Regions from separate parts of the Homo sapiens genome. Here region 2 is linked to region 1. The links are chromatin loops, found by intact Hi-C in ENCODE. Cell type or tissue: dorsolateral prefrontal cortex. All regions are shown on one strand. Each heading gives the region's core, and the rest is flanking DNA. Links, peaks and the distances in the headings are about the cores only.

Region 1 (11,540 bases), core at 2,217-10,216:
CAGAAAAAATAATTTAAAATTATCTGGTAGTGGTGTCCGGCACCTGTAGTCCCAACTACTTGGGAAACTGAGGCAGCGAGATCGCTTGAGCCCAGGAACTCAAGGCTACAGTGAGCTATGATCATGGCACTGCACTCCAGCCTGGGTAGCGGGCTGTCTCTAAATGCATATATGTGATAATAGATTAAAGAATAACTAGCTGGAATACAAAACAAGATTCTCCTGTTGACGGCCTCACCTCAGCCTTAATTTATTGTCCTACTGAATCTCCAAAAACATTGGATTGCATTTTGGCATAGAGCCCAGGATTCCACTCTAAGCTGCCTGCCTCCCTATTCAGTGCTGGGGAGCACTCCAGCCACTCTGACAATGCTTTCAGGTCCTGGTTGCATCTCCACGGTGCTGGCATCCTCCAGAGGACTCAGCCGCATTCAGTCCTTAAGATGCAAGCCCACGCACCCCGTTTGCCACACATACCTGTTGACAGTTTATGTGACAGTTTCCTCTGCAGGTTAGCCCTGCTTCTCCTGTGAGCTGCACTGGTGCCAGATCCCCATGGGAAATTAGGGATAAATCCCAGCTTCTCCTTTCCTGGCCAGTTCTGACCTCAATTATAAAAAAAAGTGTTAGATCCCCATTTGGTAACAAACCATCCTGGTGGGGAAGTTGAGGGCTTATTTCTGGAATCCTAATAGAAAGGCAGTAGCTTCTGGAATCTACAGTAACTCAGGAGTCTAGAAATGTGCATGCATTCATTCAGTAAATCTATCAAGTACCTACTGTGCGCAAGGCACTAGCAAGGTGCTATGACTATCCTGGGAGTGAACAGAACACGCCCTCCTGCTGCTCATAGTGGGTGCACTTTCTGCCTCCTTCCCCAACTTGCTAGGTGACTTAGGCCAACCACTGCCCTTCTTAGACACTTGGCATGACCAGTAGGGCACAGAAAGGAGCATGAAACGTTAGCACTGCAAAGTACCACAAGAGTGACTGAATCCTATCTCCTTGTTTTATGAATGGAAACTGGTGAAGGAAAGGGACTTGCTCAGGATCACATGGTGTGTTGCTGGCAGCACTGTGCGGAAGGCTGGCTGAAACCTCAGAGGCTGCCTCCCATGGAGCCTCCTTATGCTCCTCCCCATGGCCCCTTCCAATCCCCTCCTTCTCGCCTATTATGAAGATGGAAAATTCTGTCTAGTTGGAAATACATGGAACTCCAGAAAGATATAGTGGACATCAGGTAGTTGCTGTTTTTTTTTTTTTTTTTTTTTGGAACAATTCAGGTTTAATTGCTGTGACCTAGATGGTGTTCTAGAGAGAATATGGGTTGTCAGAGCCCAGGTCAGGGACAGAAGCAGCAAGAGGCTCTGAACCCATCCGGGCAGAACCGACCCCCACCACTGAGGTAGGAGGTGGGACTCAATACCAGAGATGGGGCTCAGACACTGGACCAAATTGAGGACTAGCTAAAATAGGAACTAGGCAGAAGCAGCTTTCCATAAGACATGCCCACCAGTGTGCCACATCAGTTTACCTTTGCGTGGCAACACCCAGGAGTTATCACTCCTCTCCATAGAAATGACCTGATGGTGCAGAAGTTACTACCCTTTTCCTAGAAATGTCCGCAAAAAAACACCTCTTAATCTGCATGCAATTAAAAGTAGATATAACTATGACTGCACACCTGCCCTGAGCTGCAGCTCTCAGCACACTGCCTATGGGGTAGCCCTGCTCTGCAGGAGCAGTCACAGAGCTGCATCACTGTCAGAACTGCAACACTGACACTTCAGTAAAGCTGTTTTCTTCTACCTTACCACCATCTCACCCTTGAATTCTTTCCTGGGCAAAGCCAAGAACCCTCTCAGGCTAAGCCCCAATTTGGGGCTTGCCTTTCATGCATCACCCCTCCTCTTCCCATCTACTGCATTTCTGCAGACCACTCATGCACAGCTCAGTGGGTGTTACATATGTGATACTTGCCCCAGTCCACCAGTTGGAAAGAACCAACCTCTCCTCCTCAAAACCACCAGCTTGTGTCTCTCTTTGGCCTTGCATGGGAAAGAATTTATTCAATCACTCACCTGATATACCTGTGCAGTGTCAGGAAAATAACTAAGTTCTGGAGCATCAAGGAGACCCAGACACAGCTCCCCACCCTCAAGAAGTCCACCCACTGGACAGGCCCAGTGGCTCATGCCTATAATCCCAGCACTTTGTGAGGCCAAGGTGGGTAGATCACTTGAGGTCAGGAGTTCGAGACCAGCCTGGCCAACATGGTGAAACACTATCTCTACTAAAAATACAAAAATTAGCTGGGTGTGGTGGCATGTGCCTATACTCCCAGCTACTCGGGAGGCTGAGGCACGAGAATCACTTGAACCCAGGAGGCGGAAGTTGCAGTGAGCTAAGAGCATGCCACTGCACTCCAGCCTGGGTGACAAAGTGAGATTCCATCTAAAAAAAAAAAATCCACCCATAGACAGCTGTCACCATATACAGTGAGTGTGGCAGCAGAGGACCTCTGGAAGCCCAGTGAAGGCCCTGAGTTGAGCACACATCTCTCTCCCCAGCCAGCCTTTGGTCTTCATAAGGGCATGGACTATGCCATGCCCATTCGCCCAGCTCTGTTCATCAGCACCTTCTGAAAGATCCAGCAGCTTCCTCAGGGAATCCTCCAGAAGAAGTGGTGAGAAGACAGAGCTCTCTAGTTGCCTTGGAAAACTGCAGGCACAGCCAAGTCTACAGAATCACAAGGGGAATTCCCTTCTTTTTCTCCTGCCACCTGCTCCCCTCAATGGCACTAGATGATTATGATGCAGCCTATGGGACTGTCCTCCCAGGACTTCTTTTCCAGGAATTGTCCCATCACTCCCCATCTCCCATCTTCTACATGGTCATCAGGGGAATCACCCTGCAAGTCCAACCTGACTCTTGACCACAGCCTCAGGGGTTGGCACCTGTCACTTTGAGCCAAAAAGAGATCTTTCAGGAATCCTTGAAATTAAAATAAAAGAAAGCCTCCAGTACCTTCAAGCAAGGCGTGAAGTGTTCTTGGTAGCCACATTTCCTTCCATGAGGGTGTCAGAAATGGAAGAAGCCAGTGTGCAAGTGGATAGGATGAGCAGATGCCCAGCGGGAAGCAGAAAAAAAGATCACTTGTCCTGATCCCATTTGAACCCCTCATTCCATTAGGTCCTGTTGCATCTTTTCTGGGATATTCCAGAAAAGTCTTCCTCTTTAGTCTCCCTCTTCCATAAACTGGCTCAACTTGAGTTTCTGTTACTTGCAACCCATGGCCTCTGAATTCTGCAATACTGCTCTGGGAAGTCGCTATGCTTACAAAGTATCACACCTTTGGGGGAGTTTCTTCTCTATCCAACCCTTGCCCCTACCTCAAACCGAGAGTCACCCATAGATGGTGCCATCATTATATTAGAAGGAAGTCAAGTCACAAACTATGTTTAAAAACATCAGAAAATAACATGAGCCTTAATGATAATGGAAGGTGGTTAGCCAAGCTCCAGAGCAAGGTGTCTGTAATAGATGTCTTTTGGCCATAGATCAGTGAGATGTTAAAGTCCAGGCTGGGAAGAACAATGAAGAAATAATTTATGTTCATTCTGTTTATACTACTGCTATGAGGTAAAGCATTTACTAGCTAGAGAAAGAGTTAAACTTGACCACAGGTATCAGTATGGTAAATATATTGACTGGCCTGGGTCCTTGTTCTATATAAAAGAGGAGTTAAACATATACATTGTTATTCTTCGTAGTGGACCATGGTCAACTCCCCAACAGCTAAACCACCCTGTCACCTTGCAAAGGCCATGTAGTTTGGGGTTTGAATCCAGCTCCTGTGGTAGGTCTGAGGTTAATCACTCTCAGCAAGTGGTTTAGTAGTGGACGTGTGATCCAATTCCAGCCAATAAGACTTAAAGAGAGGTTTGCCAGAGGCTTCTGAGAAAGGTATTTCATGCACTTAAGAGAGAGACAGAGAGTATGAAAGTCCACTCTCACTTCCCCCAACATGATGTGAACAGGGAAGCAAAGAGCTCTGATGCCTGTGGCTGCCACCCTGAAGCCGTGAGGGGACCCAGCCTTCAGAAGAAGCAGCTACAAGTCCCTGATGTCATGATGAAGGCCCTGGATTAATTCTGAGTGTGGGAGCAAATAAATGTCCATGCTGTTAGGTCCGTTTGAGTAGTGCATCCTATTACTGCCAGCTGAACTCATCCTAACCAATGCATTCTCTAATTAAAGGAAGAGCAGTGGCCAGGTGCAGGAGCTCATGCCTATAATCTCAGCACTTTGGGGGACCAAGGCGGGAGTGGATCGCCTGAGCCCAGGAGTTCAAGTCTGCAGTGAGCTATGCTCATGCCACTGCACTCCAGCCTGGGCAATAGAGCAAGACTCTGTGGAAAAAAAAAAAAAAAAAAAAAGAGCAACAATTTTGAGTGAAAATCTCAGCTCTGCCACTTGCTGCTGGTATGAAATTGAGCAATTTACCCAACTCTTCTGAGCATCAGTGTATTAATCTGTAAATAGGGACATTAATGTTACTGTGGTGGTGATTGGTCAATTTGGACTATCTGGAATCCAGTCCCCCACCTTCAAAACTTTTTGGGGAGCTCCCCCAATGATATATAGTCTTGGAGAAAGATAGAGCCTGCTAAGTTCTCTTGTTGTTTAACAGACAAGATCTCTTTTTCCTGCCTTGGCCCAGCCAAATGGCAGGTCTTGAAGTAAGCTCAGCAAATCCCAACTGAGGGACTCCAGGCCGTGGAGATGACTGGAAATTTTGTTGATTGTAGTAACAGAGGTTTCACATGGAACAGCCTTCCTGATTCTCTGGGGTTCCATGAATCCCCCTTCCTTTTCACAACCTTGTGCTCCAGCTTCTGACAACCTCCTTCCAATAAACTCTCTCATTTTGAGAAAGCAAGTCAGCTTCTGTTGCTTGCAGCCAAGAATGCTGGCAGATGAAAGGGTCTTCTTTATAAGGCTGTGGCGAAGCTTCACTGAAATCACTCTTGTAAAGCCGGGCTCCATACACGTTAGCTATTGAGATGAGTACAGATTCAGATGGCCCCCATGAAGGGATGATCTTAGTTCAACACAAGGTTTTGATTGACCAAAAAGGGTACACAGTATCCCAGTTGCTGAATTGGCAAACTTCCCCTCTACACTTAACTTTGGCTGCTTGGAGTCTCACGCTTGCCACATTCACCACAAATTGGCAACATGTGATGAACACAACAGCATGGAGGCACAGACCCTCCAAAAGCCAAATCCAAACAAACAAAAATGTTGAGTGGCAATGCTGGCAGCAAGTTCTCCTTCTTAACCATGGTGTGCTAGTCCTGATGTTAAAATCACTTTACAGTCTCTGGACACACAGCCAATGGGCAGCACGAGGGAGTCAGGGCACTGAGGGAACAGGGGCTTGAGGGCAGAGATCCGAGACCAGCTCCAGTGGACAAGTGACTGTCCCAGGGACATGTCCTACAACTGCTCTACCTGGCTGTCTGCACCATCAAGCATGTTTCGAAGTGGTTGAACCTGTTCCTTAACTGACAGAGGAACGAGTCAGATGACTGAGGCACGTGGCTGTACTTTGTAAGTTGATACATTCCAGACACCAGGGATCATTGCCATCAACCTCACTACCACCATCATCATCAACAGCATGTCTTTCTCCTCTCTAACGTTTATGGAGCTATTATTATGCTCCAGGGACAGGTTTAATATTTTGTAAACACGAGTTCATGGAATCCTTGCAAGAACATTAGGAGGTCAGGTACTATTCTGTTCATTAATAAACTGATGCATAGAGTACTTGAATGACCTGCCCAAGGTCACATGGCTAGCAGGTAATAGAGCCATGACTCACCCCCAGGTTTGGCAGGGTCCTTAGCCATGCAGCCATAACTTAGCAATATTGCTCCAGAGATGCCCTTCCTTCCAAACACACACTTACACATTCGGACACTAATTTCAGCCTGCCCTATGCTCAACAGACTTTTCTCTGCCATTTTAACAGCCACGCAACAGAACTTTTGCTAAAGTGCCTTTGTGTTTTTATTTGGAAGATGGGTTTTATGCCCTGGTGGGGGCTAGTGGTGGATCTTGTCTCTTCTACATTATAAACTCTTATGAACATGCCATAAAAATGTCCCCTGGGTGCTTATGGCAATATATGAATCATGGCCATTTAATCTCATATGTACAGTCAGAGGATTGGGTCCACACTTTTTTTCTACGAGTTTGGCCTATAGGCTTTAGGCTTGTAAATCTTCCCTCACACACCAATGCTGGGGCACCAAGAAAAACAATTATTTACGAATGGGATATTCAGGTGTTCTGCTCCAGATTAATTGCTTTCAATCCTATTTAACAGATATCTAATGCACCAATGGTAGAAAAATGAATCACCACCACCACTTCAATGAGAAAGAAACATCAGAAAAGGCATGCATCTTTCTGAGAGGTCACTGTGAGCTGGGCTTATGTCTGTGGGGACCAGTATGGTGAGGATCTGCGGTTCTGGAGGGAGGGCAGCTGTGAGGATGACCAAGCACAAGCTCACCCCAGGGAGCCCACACCACCACCCTCCCCAGCCAGCAGTGCCTGACTTTTTTACTACTCTTCCTTTGTTCCAGGGAAGAGGAAGCACAGATCAATAGGATACTTGACAGAGGTGCCTGCGAGCACGACCATTCCTCAGGCCAGACACTGATGGCACCTATCACTAGCAATAAAAGGCTGCTGGAGACAGAATTGAGGCTCCTCCCTTTGTGGGCCATCTACCCCTCTCTGACAAACATCTCCTGCATGAGCTCGCAGCAAAAGAACCATTTCCAGGAGGCAACGTGCTCCCTGCCTGCCATCTGCACTCCACTTCCCAATAGACATTTCCTTATGTTGTTCAAAAGATTTTCCCAGCCAGGCAAGGTGGCTCATGTCTGTAATCGGAACACTTTGGGAGGCCAAGGTGGGTGGATCACTTGAGATCAGGAGTTCGAGACTAGCCTGGCCAACATGGTGAAACCCCATCTCTACTAAAAATACAAAAATTAGCCGGGTGTGGTGGCGGTCCCTCTGATTCCAGCTACTCAGGAGGCAGAGACAGGAGAATTCTTGAACCTGGGAAGCAGAGGTTGCAGTGAGCTGAGATTGCGCCACTGCACTCCAGCCTGGGCAACAGAGCGAGACTCCGTCTCAAAAAACAAACAAACAAACAAACAAACCACCTTTTTCCCAGGCTCACCGGTACTAGCCAGGCCACCTGTAAGGATCATTGCATTTTATTCCTGTGCATTGTGTGGAATGGGGAATGCTGCTGGAGGTTTTGTAGCAGCTCCTGGCTCTCAGGAAGGTGGTGCAAAAACCCATGTGCTGTCAAGATCCATTCCATATTAAATTCCTAGAGGGAGGCCATACCTCATCAGTCCTTCTTTATTTTTTGGAGAGGAAAATGCATTATTTTGCCAAACTAGTTCCTTACAATGCTAATTTTTTTTTAGTCCCTTTTGCTGTGTTTGGAAAAAACAAAAACTATTGTGGATGTTACAGCCAAGGTGGGCCTAAGAGTTCTGCCTCCTTGTTTGGGCTGGCATCCCTTGCTGGTCTTGGTTAGGGAGGGTAGATAGCGAACAAAGAACTGTGGTCTAGTTCTGAAATTGATGACACAAGCATATACCCACTGAGGCTCCTTTCTCCAACCCTCCATTCACATCTTAAATGGGAATATGAAATTGTCCCTCTCATGTCCCTACTGTAAAAGTTGGGGGTGGGGGGTATAGGGTGAGGGGACAGTGAGGAAGCCTCTGCAGGCCTCTAGTTTAAACTTGTACCACTAAGAGACTCTAGGCTTTAAAAATTAAGACAACATCATAACACGTGTTCACTCCAAAGTCAGTTTAGCAAGCTTATAGAATATTCCACGGTAGAATTGGGGAAGTAATCTCTATAGGAAGAACCATCTAAGCCAGGGTTTCTCACTCTCGGCACTGTTAACATTTGTGGCCTAATTCTTTGCTTTGGAGGGGGGGCTGTCCTGTGCAGTGTAGGGTGTTCAGCAGCCTCCCTGGTCTCCACCCACTAGGTGCCAGTAGCACCCCTCAGTCATGACAACCCAAAATGTCTTCAGATATTGCGAAATGTCCCTGGGGATGGAAGTTGCTCCCATCTGAAAACCATTGCTCCCAGCAAAGGTGTGGAGGTGGGAACAAGCCTGGTATATCCAGGATCCAGAGATAAACAAACACTGCACAATTATTACCCATGTCATTGTGTTCCTGAGAACACTAAATGAGATGTGAAAGGACTTCATAAAATAATCATCATCACCATCATCATCCTCATCACAGCAGCTATTGTTTCTTGAGTGCCTATCACATACCAACCATATGCCTGGTACTGGACACCCACCATCTCTAACAAGTATTCATGGCAATTAATGCTGGTGCCACGGGCTGGTGACTCACAGTAACAGACAGCCACAGCCATCATGTTCACCAAATATGGCAAACAAGAAGTAGCATGGCCAGGCTGCCCTCACTGCTGCAGGGGAAACAGAGAGTGTGCTCTTTCTTCGCTGACAGTCCTGTGTTGTCAGACTGGGGATGTTTCTTGACACAGGATGGGCTGGAGAACTGAGTCATGCTCCTACTGGAAAATCACTAGTCAAGGTGACCCCTGCCCTATCCCACTCAACCACACATGTACTTGTGGACTCACTGGCCACTCATTTATACTCTCACTACACAAAGAGTGGTCCGTGATCCACAGCCACAGCAGCACCCCAGAGCTCATTAAGGAATTCAGAATCTCGGGCCCCACCCTTGACCTTGCAATTCAGAATCTTCATTCTAACAAGTTCTCCAGGTTATCTGTGAATGCACTAAAGTCTGAGATACTGCTCTGTGGTAAGAATCCAAGGCTGCTAGCATCTGTCAGCATGTTAAAGTGTGCACAGATGGACCGTAGCATCCCTTCACTCTCTGGATTCACCCATTTGATAAATATTTCTCGAATGCCTACCACATGTCCTGCCCATGTGGGGCTGACAGTCTGGTGGCCTCTGGCCACCACCCCCGCCCAGCTGGTGACTACCCAGATAAAGCCACTCAGTTTACAACATAGGAGGAAAGTGAAGCTCTACCAGATTAAGAAATTTGGGCAAAATCCCGCTGCTAATAAACAGAATAAGAGTTTTAACTCAGGCATTCTTTTCCCAAATCCTGCCCCTTTCTCCTATATTCATACTACTTTTCAACCATACTCATTGGGGTAAAAAGAAGACACAGAGGTTTCTGCATATCCTAACTACTGAATCATACTAAAAGCAGGATTGCAGGATAGGGGTCACACAGACTGGCGGCTGGCATCAGTCATGAACTCATCCAGAATCAGAGGTTCAGAGACAGTTTCATTCACTGGGGTGGAGTTAGCTTTGCTCTAAGCTCTCCATCAGTTTCATCAGTTCTAAATCAAAGGCATTTAAAGACCACCCATTTAAAAAAATACAAAGCAACTGCAGCTCCTGAGATTTTAATGAGTCTGCACCCTCATACTGTATCTTCCTAACATCTTAAACCAAAACAGGGACCCAGATCAGGTCACTGCTGGGAACTCCAAAGTCCTGCCCCAAATCCTTCTGCACCTGGGCTTCCTAAAACTTGAAGCCTTTTTTTGTTATCATGTAGTTTTTATTTTCTTGTAAAAATGTCATGAGACCTGGTTTTAGGCATCAAGCAACTCCAAGGCTTCATGACTTCAAGGAAATTGCTCATGAGTCTCAGTTTTCTCCTCTGTAAAATGGGGAAAACAGAAACACTAGACAGAGTTCTTGGAGGAATGTGTTGAGATAATGGGTGTACTGTGCTCAGCTGGAGTCCTGGAAAGTGTGCAGTAAAAGGCCAATACCTTCTCCCTCCCTTTTCTTCTGAAAACATCCCAGGGTTCTGCTGAGGGCAGATGGCACCTGATGAGTCTCCCTAGCAACTCTCTGACACATGCAACTGAGCTGAGCTGGGAGTGTGAAGGAGGCAGAGCCCCGTTCAAATGCACCACCACACAAGGCTACTTTTTTATTTTTATTTTTTTGTACAGACTCAGTCTCACTATGTTGCCCAGGCTGGTCTTGAACACTTGGCCTCAAGCAATCCTCCCACCTTGCCCTCCCAAAGTGCTGGGATTGCCAGCGAGAGCCAATTCATCCAGCCTCTCAGTGTTTAAATTAACCAGTTTCTGTTGCTGAAGCTAAGAACCCTGACAGAAGCAAACCTCAGTTTAATTCCTGGTCTTAAATGTAACTTGTAGAAATAAATAAATGTGTACACTTAGAAAATCCCCACCACTGACCTAACTCCACTATGTCTACAGAAGTAGTTCTGAAAATGAAGCCCTTGGAACACACCCATTGGAGTCAACTATGGTGTTACTAGGGTATTGATGGTGTTACTAGGGTATTGATGAAAATGCAGATTCCTGGCTTAGACTCTTGGAGGTTGCAGTTCAGAAACACGCTTTTTTTTTTTTCCCCAAGTTCTCCCTACCCATCTTTCTAATTGTTGTGCTCACTAAAATGTAAAACCCACTGGTCTCTGGTGCTTCCTAACCTTTTCTACATAGACAAGTATTAACATCTGTGTGGCTCACTGTGATGAAAGCTAGAAGCTCCTGTGACCCAAGGCAACTGGCTCTGGGGTACTCTGGCTGTTCCAGGTCATACCCAGCCACCCTGAGCACTAAGGGGAAACATTATCTAACTAACCACCTGGTGGGTACAATGGCTGTGAGATTCTGGACTATTTCAGAGCCACCCAAACTCTGGTCCATGGACCAGTGTGATCCATGAGTTTGTAATCCATCTGCAACACCATAACTACAGAAACTGAAAGTAAGCATTGAGAACTTACTTTGGCATTTTGCCAGAATAATTTCTTGGTTGCTAAATCCATCATACAATTTTGGACTAATGTTTTCTGTGACCCTGTTTTCTATTTCACTTTTTTTCAAGTAATATTTTTCTAATGTATTCCCCAAAACATTGGTCCACAATACATTTGGAAAAAAAAGAAAACCAATTAGTCCTTCACCACAACCAATCCATAGCATACCAAAAGAATCATCCAATGGTGAGTTATGTCAGTTTGGGGGTTCTGAGTCATGTTTCAGCTTCAGACCTTGAATTCCCCCTGGATATGTCTGCCACTGGGGGCTGTGGCCTTCACTCTCACCACAGACAGGTCATCTAATTGTGAGACTAGATTAGTACCTGACAGCCAAAGGTCTTTTTGCCTCCAGGCAGAATAACAGAATAAGTTACTACTACTCAGAAACACAAGGAAAACTTTATGCTGTCTCCAGAGTCAATGTAGGTGGCTCAGTGCCAGCCCCATCCTGTCCCCACCCTAGCTTTGTTCCCACATCAAATGCAACCAGGCCCCAGAGAACTTTTAGCGTTCAAACGCTGAAATATGACAGTGGCAATTTTCCTTTTCCCTTTAAATTCTTTATGTACAATGACCATTTCC
Region 2 (11,540 bases), core at 1,733-9,732, 66 kb before region 1:
TTGTTACTATTATTATTGTGCCAGTCATTGTGCAGGGCCTGAGAAGTGAAGAGGTGGTCAGGGCAGGGGTCCAGCTGGGGGTAGCCTGCTCAGTAGACTGAACTTCATGGCAGCAGGCACCAGTTCACTCAATGCTAAAATTTCAGTCTGCCAAACAAAGACCAAAAGTCAGCCAGTATTTGTTAAGTGAAATGAGCTTTAATTCTAGATATTTACTTTTTAACCTTAAAATGAAACCCCTTAGTATAGTTGTTCTGAAATTTCTGAGTGCATCAGAAGACCCCTCTGGACCACCACTGCTCTCATGCGAGATGAGTGAGAAGGCACAGGAATTGTGAATTGGGAAGACCAGGAAGTCCCTATCCCATCTTCTCCCATCCTGTACCCCCACCTGGCATCAAGGCTTTCCTGGACCATCAGGGCAAATGTGGGAGACCTCATCAAAGAGTCCAGCAGAAAGGCCTGGGCGGGGGCTGGGGCAGACCCTACCTGAGGAAGGGGTGTATCCCCAGTTGGCCTCCTGTTTAGCCAACAAACAGAAAGGGCTAAATCCCCAACTGGACCTGCTTGTTTGAGTAAACACCTCACAGGGCCGCCTGTGTAAACACCCATTGTCTACAGGCGGATTAAGAGTGAGCAGGAGCTGGGCTTTTTTTCTTTCCTTTTTTTTTTTCCTTTCATTTTTTTTAAGCACTGAGAAAAGCCATTAAGGGATTAACACCCCGATTTATGAAAATGGAGGATGATAAAGGAACAATGGGGTGACAGCATTGTGTAAACGACATTGATTCATTTCAGAGACAGGGCTGTTAACTGGGAGAAATGGAGAAATAAATGGAACAATGAGGAGATGCTTTTACCAGCTTGTCATTAATTAGCCGAGAGTACAATTGTTTGATTGTCCTTTTTGAAAAATACAAAATTGGTAGGAAAATACAAGCACTGAGCAAATCGATTATTCTGTGTCACAGGCTGACATCTGCTTTTCCTTTTCTCCTGAAGCTTGCCTCCGGAAGTGGCTTCCTAAGGCAGGAAAAGAAACCTTTCCCTGGCAGGAGGATCTTGAAGGGTTTGGGAATAAAATGACCCCACTGCCCAAGGATACCCCAAACTTCTTGGCACTGGAGGGTGGCCTCTAAACAGGAGAACCCCACCTCCATCCTCTTCTGGCCTTCACCAGTGAGGGAGTGAGGGCCTGGGAGGTGGGAGGTGAGTGGGACCCCCCTGGGAGGCACCTTGCTGCAGGTGGAAGGAGACAAGGAGCTTGGGGAAAGGGAGATGAGCTTCTGGGGGTAGCAAGACTGACACAGTGGTCCCGTACCTGCTGACAGCTCATTCAGCACCACTGTCCAGGATCCAGCAAGATTCCCTCTCTCCACTCATTTCATCTACAACCAGGAGCTGAAGTGCCTGCACTATGCCTGTGCTGGGATGCATTGAATGAAAAGGCTTCTCCAGGCACAGAAAGTGAGCTCAGATCAGAGTGGGTGTCCTGACCACAGTGGACTTTCCAGAGCTGTGAGCAGTGCCAGCCCTGCCTTGGAGAAGGACACATTTCTGGGTTGACGGGTGTTGAAATAAGATTTTGCTGGATCCAAGAGGACTCCGGTTAGGGTGAGCTGGAGAGGAAATGCATGGCGTGGGCTTAGGGCCATGGAGACACACGGGGTAGACGCAGAGCATGTCTATGGGGAATTTTGATGGAGTAAAGAAGGCCAGGCATGTACAGGCTGGATTATCCCCGCCCAGCCACCCAAACAGAGATGCAGCTAGGGAAAGGAGAGACGCTGCTTGAACCCAAGTTCACCTCTCTATTTGTAAGGGAGGTTTGTAAATCCAAACATCCATGTTTGGATTCTAACCTGTCAGAAGAGTTGGCCAACTGGGGCTATTTCAAGAAAGAATCCGACAATCCCACAAAGGGTTAATAGCACTTATAAAGAAAAGGAGCTCACAGAAACAGTATGCAAGGAAACCGTAAACAGCATTGCCATTGTCTTTGCCTTCTGTGACTACTGGTCATTGTTTGGCCTTTAATCTGCAAGCACTATAGATATAAATATAGCTGTCTTTATAGCATTGTATCTTTACAGCCCAAGATAAAACAATGCATCTTTATGCCTCTAATCTTTATATTTATATAAAGATATCTTTAATTGGAAAGATTAGATATGTATGTCTCACAGATTAACGTTGACTGGACATAGATTTTTATGCATTCATTTCCTACATTCAATGTCTCCGATGTGCCAGCCACTGCTCTAGTGCTGGGTATAGAGCAGGGAACAAATGAGAACCCCGGCCCCAGTCCCCACTTTCATTCCCCAGAGAATTACATTGCCGGATGTAAGAGAAAAAACTCAACAAATACGTACTAATAGAAATAGATTAGATAGTAATGAATGCCATGGAAAAAATGGAGCAGGTTTAGAGGGTAGAGAGTGGTGGGGGGTGCTGCTGTTTTCTGTGGGGTGGGCAGGGAAGGTCTCACTGATAACGTGACAATTGAGCAAAGACCTGAGCAGGCAGCTGTGCAGGGGCCACGCTGTTCCAGACAGAGGGCACAGCAAGTGCAAAGGCCTGGAGGCAGGAACATGCTTGGTGGATTAGAAGCAGAGAAAGCTCCTAAGAGGCTGGGCGCAGTGGCTCACGCCTGTAACCCCAGCACTTTGGGAGGCCGAGCACGGCAGATCACTTGAGCTTAGGAATTCAAGACTGGCCTGGCCAACATGGCAAAACCCCGTCTCTACTAAAAATACAAAAATTAGCCAGATGTGGTGGCACACACCTGTAATCCCAGCTACTCAGGTGGCTGAGGCAGGAGAATTGTTTGAACCCCGCAGGCAGAGGTTACAGTGAGCAAGGACTGAGCCACTGCACTCCAGCCTGGGCGACAGAGGGAGACCCTGTCCGGAAAAAAAAAAAAAAAAAAAAAAAAAAAAGATCTGAAGAGGCAGGAACAGTGAGCGAAAGGGAACAAAGTCCAAGATGAGCTCTGAGAGGCACAGATAAGGGGGTGGGGATCTGATCTATGAGTTGAGTTAGCGTAGGCAGGTGAGAAAGGGAAGAGGGAGCTGAAGTCGGCCTGCTGGTCTAAAGGGGCAGGCACTGCTCAGCTCCTGCTGATGGTTGAGCTTGAGAGAGATGAGCATGGAGTGGCCATGTCTTATCATCTTTAAAGCAAGGCTGGATTTTCAAGTGGACTATCCTTATTTCAAATCATGTACAGTTAAACAAAGCATATTTGTGGCCAGATTCACCCACAAGCTATTATATATACCTCCATCTTACCAAGCAAGGAGAACTCACAGAAGTCATACATCTTCTTGCCCTTTATTATCTGGGTGCCAGAGAACTCGGGGATAATTTTAATTTTAAGGCATTGTAACAATACTGCATAAAATTCTCGGCAAAATCATCTCTCTTCTCCCAGTTCTCAGTTTAATATGATTTTTTTAAATGTCCAGTTAAAGGTTGTGTGCTTTTTATTATAAGCAACCTTAAATTATGTTCAATTAGGAATAAATTCTAACAAAACTAAACCGTAAGAGAATAGCTACTGTGATCACACTCTTTTGTAACCATTTATTATGGATGTTCAGGGGGAAAAAAGCCAAGTGCCTGCTTCTTTGATTCTCTATAAAGGAATCTCTGGCTCAAGTCACTTGGAATCCACGCAAACCCTTTAGATAACGGAGGAGATACCATTTGCCTCCCACATGCCAAATCTGATCAGTTGGAAGATGCTGCTGAAAACATTTGTGTTAAGAAGGAATCTGAGGCCATGCTTACATTAAGTAGGAGAGTGCAGGCTGGTCAACTAGAGATGTCTGCTGTCATTATAGATTAGGCATTTTTCCATGGTGTAGGGAGGACAACTCTAATAGAATTGCATATAAAGGCCCAGGTAAAATCAGCCACCAGTTGAGGGCGGAAAAACAGGGACTTTGGCCAAAAGTTAACAGCCCATACTAGTAACAGCCCTGGATTCGAACCCTGTTTGTCTTCTACAAGTTGTATCAAGTTTGTCACATTTCTTAACCCTTTTCAGCCTCATTTCCTCATCCATAAAATGAGGATAATAGTTGTATCTTAAATCATAGGACAGATGGGATGATTAAAAGGAATAACCTTAACTCAACTGTAAAAAGTATAGGCACTCAATCAATATCACCTGTTATTAATATTATTATCATTATTTTTCAGACTGCACCCCCCCACCCCCGTCCATCACACCAGTCACTGTCTTTTAAATAAAAGTAAGGGATTTACTGGCTTATGGAACTGAGAGGTGCTCAGGTCAGAAATCTGGGTTCTGCTGTCACTTCAGCCTTAGGGTTTGAGAGGCAGCTCATGCCCTGTGTTCAAAGCCTGGCTCTGCCACTTTAGAGCTACAGGATCTTGAATGAATAGCTCAGCTCTCTGGGCCTCAGTTTCCTTATCTGTTCATATGGTAGTGGTAACAACTTAGAATGACTTTATAGAACTTCTGTGAAGATTAGATAAGGTAATATATATGAGTCATAACAGCACAGAGCATATAACAAGAGCATAGAATTGTTAGCTTTTATGATTATGATTTTATAATAGATAGTTTGGGATAGTTATTCTTTTGGTTACACAGCTTGTTAACTTCCTGCTTATTTGGAAGAAATTTTCCACTTTCTGAGTCTTGGGAGGAGCTGAGTCCACCTCCCTCAGCAGACGATAAAAATGGGGGATACCCATCTCCCCAGGATCCCTTGCACCTGAAGCAGAGGCATGTGACTGTCTTCCACCAATCAGAAGCATCCAACCCAGGTTATTCATTGGATCTCTGTGGTATAAAAAGTTGGGGATTGGGTAGCATTCATGGAGCAGCAGTAGCCATTGCAGCAAGACCAAATCCCCGGGACATCCATGGCAGGGCTAGGAGAGAGGACACGCACCCAACACATAGGAATGATGTCAACAGTGCCCTCACCAGACCTTCCTGTGAGATGACTGGGGCATCCCCCTGGCTGCGTGGCCTCTGAGCCTGGCTCTCCAGCCCTCCTCACAATGCAGTCAGCCACCCATACTCTTGAATTCATTTCTTTCCTGTGTAAGGCAGCCAGTATCTTTTTCTGTTCCTTGCAGCTAAGAAGCTTCCCGATACAGTAAGGCAAGGCAGAAATCTTCCTCCAAGTTCTGGAAGGTTTTGAGTTTTGATTCTGTTAAATTACTGACCTTATAAAGAAGCCTCTTCCACCATGACTAAGCCCGAGTGGCTTTGCAGTTGGCGTTAACGGGTGTACCCCCCAACCCCTTACTGAGATGTCTGCAGATCCATATGCAGCCAAGGCTGTGACAAAGATCTTGAAATGTCTGCTTTGCCCAGCACTCACCACTCTAGGGTGCCACCTGAACTCCCTAGGGAAGAGCAAGAAATGAGAGGAAGTGAGGAAACTCCCTGGAGAAGAGCAAGAAATGAGAGGAAAAGAGGAAAAGCAAGATATTCTTGGCAGCGGTAGGTTTACTCCACTAGAATCAAACACAAAGCTGTGTGAGGGCACAGAAGTTTGCCAAATGCAGCCTGAGCCCTTCCCTGAGAAAGCCCACTGGAGAAAGAGGAAGCCAAACCAGTTTCAAGGAACGAAGGTGTTGTTGGTAAATAAAAATCAACACCTTTGGCTAAAACTCACTTCGGTATCCACTAGAGCCTGGATACTGACTGGCACAGACTAGGAGCCACAGACATGCAGAGATCACGAATCACCCTGCCTTTTGAGACTGCAAAACTGCCATGTGGAACTAGTGCTGAAAGAGTTGGGAGGGATGGATTCACTTATTAGACACAGCACCTAGGGTGGGCATCAGAATCACCTGAAAGTCCTGTGAAAATCAGATGACAGGACCCCACCTTAGAGTTTCTGATTTAGAAGTTTCTGTTTTCCTTCTAGCAAGTTCTCAGGTGATGCTCACACTTTAAGAACCACTGATGTCTAGATGCAGTGGCTCATGCCTGCAATCCCAACACTTTGGGAAACTGAGGTGGGATGATTGCTTGAGGCCAGGAGTTTGAGACCAGCCTGAGGAACATAGCAAGATCTTGTCTCTACTACATTTATTTATTTATTTTTAGTCTCTGGGCATGGTGGAGCATATCTGTAGTCCCAGGTACTCTGGATGCTAAGGTAGGAGGGTCACTTGAGTCCAGGAGTTAAAGCCCAGCCTGGGCAACATAGCAAGACCTCATCTTTACAAAAAAAAATTTAAAAATCAACTGGGGCTGGGTGTGGTGGCTCATGTCTGTAATCTCAGTACTTTAAGAGGCCAAGGCGGGTGGATCACATGAGTCCAGGAGTCCAAGACCAGACTGGCCAACATGGCAAAATGCCATCTCTACTAAAAAAAATACAAAAATTAGCAAGATGTGGAGGTGCGTGCCTGTAATCTCAGCTACTGGGGTGACTGAGGCATGAGAATCAATTGAACTGAGGAGGCAGAGTTTGCAGTGAACAGAGATCACGCCCCTGTACTCCAACCTGGGTGACAAAGCAAGACCCTGTGGCAAAACAACAATGAAAAAATCAGCTGAGCATGGTGGCCTGCTCCTGTTGTTCCAGCTACTCAGGAGGCTAAGGCAGGAGGATTGCTTGAGCCCAAGAATTGAAGGCTGCAGTGGGCTGTGATTGTGCCACAGAATTCCAGCCTGGATGACAAAGCAACACCCTACCTCAAGAAAAATGAAACAAACAAAAAAATCACATTGGCTTAAAATAAGCCATTTACAGTTTCTTCTGTAAAATGGGAGTAGTGACCCTGGCTCATGAGATGGCCTGAGTGTCAATTACCTTTGTGGGTGTGAGAGTGCTATACACCAAATTGCACCATCAAAATGTGAGTTGTTCATAATAATGCTAATGCAAGTTTCCCAGCGTGAAGCTGGCGTGCAGCTGCATAATCACAAGTGACGCATTTATTGAACCTCTCTGCTATGCTCAGCACTGCTGAGAATATAGTGAGTCCTTCCTTAATGTCATGGGTAGCTTCTCAGAAACTGAGATTTTAGGCAAACCGACACATAATGAAACAAATTTTACCACAGGCCAATTGATACAAACAAAAGTTAAGTTCCTACAGCATATTCCTGTTCACACAAACATTGCCAAACTTCTAAATAAATGCTTCTAACATTAGTCATTTTAATAAATGTGAACTCCACATTCTTTTAAGAGAGATTGAAAAAGACAAGTAAGAAAATTATTTACCCAATTTTTGGTGCATCTGTGAGTGATGGCAGTTGTAGTGGTGGTGGGTTAAATTAAAAAAAAAAAAAGTTCGCAAAACAAAAATTGTAAGGATTGCCTCCTGCCACCAGGCACTTAAAAAATCAAGCACGGATACAGAGGGCTTGCTGGGCACTTCCGTCCACAGCTTTTACTGTGTGCATTTGTAGGATTATTGTAGACTTTACGAATTTTTATTTTACAATAATTTGTCTTCATTCACTTCCCTTTCTTTTCTTTCACTTTTTCTTTTCTTTTTCTTTTTTCTTTTTTTACTTTAAATTCTGGGATACATGTGCAGAACGTGCAGGTTTGTAACATACGTATACACGTGCCATGGTGGTTTGCTGCACCTATAACCCGTCACCTAGGTTTTAAGCCCCACATGCATTAGCTATTTGTCCTAATGCTCTCCTTCCCCTTTTCCCGTCCCCAAGCAGCCCCTGATGTGTAATGTTCCCCTCCCTGTGTCCATGTCTTCTCACTGTTCAACTCCCACTTATGAGTGAGAACATGTGGTGTTTGGTTTTCTGTTCCTGTATTAATTTCCTGAGGATGATGGCTTCCAGATTCACCCATGTCCCTGTAAAGGACATGATCTCATTTCTTTTTATGGCTGCATAGTATTCCATGGTATGTATGTACCACATTTTCTTTATCCAGTCTATCATTGATGGGCATTTGGGTTGGTTCCATGTCTTTGCTATTGTGAATAGTGCTGCAATCAACATACATGTGCATGTATCTTTATAATAGAATGATTAGCATATACCCAGTAATGGAATTGCTGGGCCAAATGGTATTTCTGGTTCTAGATCCTTGAGGAATCACCACACTGTCTTCCACAATGGTTGAACTAATTTACATTCCCACCAACAATGTAAAAGTATTCCTATTTCTCCACAGCCTCGCCGTGATCTGTTGTTTCTTGACTTTTTAATAATCACCATTCTGACTGGTATGAAATGGTATCTCATTGTGGTTTTGTTTTGCATTTCTGTAATGATCAGTGATGTTGAGCTTTTTTTCATATGTTTGTTGGCTGCATAAATGTCTTCTTTTGAGAAGTGTCTCTTCATATCCTTTGCCCACTCTTTGATGGGTTTGTTTGTTTGTTTCTTGTAAATTTGTTTAAGTTCCTTATAAATTCTAGGTATTAGACCTTTGTCAGATGGGCAGCTTGCAAAAATTTTCTCCCATTCTGTAGGTTGCCTGTTTGCTTTGATGATAGTTTCTTTAGCTGTGCAGAAGCTCTTTAGTTTAATTAGATCCCATTTGTCAACTTTAGCTTCTGCTGCAATTGCTTTTGGCGATTTCATCATAAAACCTTTGCCCATGCCTATGTCCTGAATGGTATTGCCTAAGTTTTCTTCTAGAGTTTTTATGGTTTTGGATTTTACATTTAAGTCTTTAATCCATCTTGACTTAACTTTTGAATAAGATATAAAGAAGGGGTCCAGTTTCAGTTTTCTGCATATGGCTAGCCAGTTTGCTCAGCACCATTTATTAAATAGGGAATCCTTTCCCCATTGCTTGTTTTTGTCAGGTTTGTTGAAGATTAGATGGTTGTAGATGTGTGGTCTTGTTTCTGAGGTCTCTATTCTGTTCCGTTGGTCTATATGTCTGCTTTGATACCAGTACCATCCAGCCCTGCTTATTTATTCTGGTTCAGGGTTGTGGGTGGTGAGCATCCACGCTGGCCAGGATGTCATCCCATTGCAGAGAGCACTCACACCTACACCCATACTTGCTCACACTAGGACTGTGTAGACATGCCAATGAAACTCAGATGCACAGCTTTAGGATGTGGGAGGAAACTGCAGTACCTGCAGAAAACCCAGGCAGACATGGGGAGCATGTGCAGACTCCACACAAACAGGGGCCCCTGAAGGAATCTTCTTTTTTCATCAAAGTTATAATGAAATTACGCTGAATGGAATGATGCTATTGGAGGGCCTGCCGAACAAGAGAGCAGCTGAAATGATCTCACCACTCCACAACGGCAGCTGCTCCTATTCATTTTCTCATTTTCCACTCAAGACAATCCTTGGGTTTGGTAGCCCCATTTTACAGAAGGAAACTTAGCTCTAAGTTATGAGGGGACTTCCAGAAGCCACCAGGAGTGGACACTTTCTGGGGTGCCTGAGCATCTCCCAACACGCTCCCCACCCAGAGCTGCCTTCCCACCCTCAGGGGTTGCCTAGATGTCAACTTGGTGCTTTGCAACCCTGACATTCTGGCCAGAGTTGTTGGATCAGAGGTTGACTCCTGACCTGAGATGGTCCAATTAGCATCTGCCTCCTGGAAACTTAGAATCACTGCTGAGAGACTGAGTCACCAAGTGTGGACCAGAGGATGCCAGGGTGAGAAGGGAGAAGAATAAAGCCTGCACGCAGAAGCAGCAGACATGAGGACCAGCAGGTTGGAGCTTCTAAGTTCCTGTTTCCAGTCAGTTCCTGGGACCCCGCTCCATCCCTGTCTTTGGATTCTCTTATATATTTTTAAGATTTTTTTAAAGTTATATATATAACTTTATATAAATATATATTTTTTAAGTTATATGTATAACTATATAAATATATACTTATATATATACATTTATATATATATAAATATATATATTTTATATATAAATTTATATATATAATATATATATTTATATATAAATTTATATATATAAATATATATATTATATATATAAATTTATATATATATAAAATATATAAGAGAATATATATATACATTGTAAAACATTTAAAAAGTTTAAAATGAAATAAATTCTTTAAAATATAAAACAGAGTAAAGTTTTTGTTTTGTTTTGAGCTTTGCTATAAGTGAAGGAAAAGTTCCCAAGTGGCTTTATATAACATAAATGTTAATGAATGTCATTCATATTGCTGAAAATTCCAGAGGTAATTCTTTCTTTAGATAGCGCTGATTTGGTGGTTGAAATAATGCGATCAAGTACCCAGTTTCTCTCTATCTCTTTCTCTCCCCCTCCCCTCTCCTCTCCTCTTTCGACTCTCCTCTCGCCTTCCTTTGTGATGTAGAATTTATTCTCAGGGACCGCAGAGTTATTTGCAACTCTAGGCATTTCTGTGGTGGTAGCAAAAGGGTTTCATCAGCTCCAGACCTCACACCATAACCGACATTATCCAAACGAAGAGAGACTCCCTTCCAGTTGGTTTTGCAAAAGTCCTGGGATTCACTTTCATTCGTCTAAACTAGGCTACTTGCCCAACTCTGAGCCAATCACTGGATAAGGAGATAGGATATACTGTTTAGATGGAACCAGTCAGGACTTTCCCTTGAAGCAGAGGTGAAGTCTATCCCTCCCACATCATATGATTAAAGGTGGGAGAGAGAAACTGTCCCCAAAGAACAATCAGGCATTTTTGGTGGGAGTAGGAGGCAAGGGATACACATCTCAAAAGCAACCAACACATGTGCACTATGTCTTATGGCTTCAATAAATGTTTCTTCTTTGCTTAATCTTTCTTGAGTTAATTTTAAACTTTTCATTAATTTATTCTAAAACATTCCTGGGAAGCTCTTGGGAAACTCTTGCCCAGTTTAAGTGGAGAAGAAGGAAATCCAAATCTCGCCCATTTGGGGTGATGAAGAGAGGTTTAGATAGCCTTGATTAAGATTCTTACCTCTACACAAATTTAACAAAAATACAGTTATTAGGATCAACAGTAAATTATAAACAAGATCTAAAAGAATGGTACTAAGTAAAATTATGAGGAGTAATAGAAAATATTTAAAATACCAATCCTATATATTTCATAATGCTTCATTAACTTATAATCCATTTCAATCAAGATTCTGTTGCCTAACTCATATTGAAGGAATCTTGAGTCATTGTGACCAAAAAAAAGGTTATTATGTTTTACTAGATGCCTTTTATTCATATAAATATTTATATAAATATTTTCAAGTGAAGGAAATCTTTAAAAATCTTAATTTGTGAACTGTCACAAATGATTAAGCCACAAATAATGCTGTGTAATCTGTGCGATGGGTGTACTTGCCTGGGAAGAAAATGCCAGAGACAATAGCTAAGCACTCTTAAGAATTGCTGAATTACCAGTGCACCCTGGCATAGGGGACAATATTGTATGGAGAATACAGGCACGGAAAACTCAATTCATAAGTGATTTGAAAAATGTAGCCTCTGAATGTGAAGATGTTATTCACATTCAGATGTTTTCTGAATGTGAAGATAAAAAATGCCTTATCAATTTATTTCTTCTTTATGTTTGTACAACAGGGATTTATATATATAAA

Evidence for each region. Hi-C counts contacts between places; a loop is a spot of excess contacts. Peaks named below come from ENCODE experiments on the same cell type or tissue, not always from the same donor. Only the 100,000 strongest peaks of a DNase experiment are listed, where the experiment ranks them.
Region 2: it touches region 1 in a loop (2.3-fold over the local background); 5 of 110 quality-filtered maps call a loop at or near these places.

What each region holds. Positions count from the first base shown.
Region 1 is chr16:51,161,389-51,172,928 of GRCh38, reverse strand. No RefSeq gene overlaps it. Among named protein-coding and RNA genes, the nearest start is that of SALL1, 16 kb to the right of the region's middle. In dorsolateral prefrontal cortex, for the core only: no CTCF peak of the experiment used is centred there; no DNase peak of the experiment used is centred there; H3K27ac peaks cover 770 bases; H3K27me3 peaks cover 689 bases.
Region 2 is chr16:51,227,259-51,238,798 of GRCh38, reverse strand. No RefSeq gene overlaps it. Among named protein-coding and RNA genes, the nearest start is that of SALL1, 82 kb to the right of the region's middle. In dorsolateral prefrontal cortex, for the core only: no CTCF peak of the experiment used is centred there; a DNase peak (open chromatin) is centred at 2,612; H3K27ac peaks cover 2,518 bases.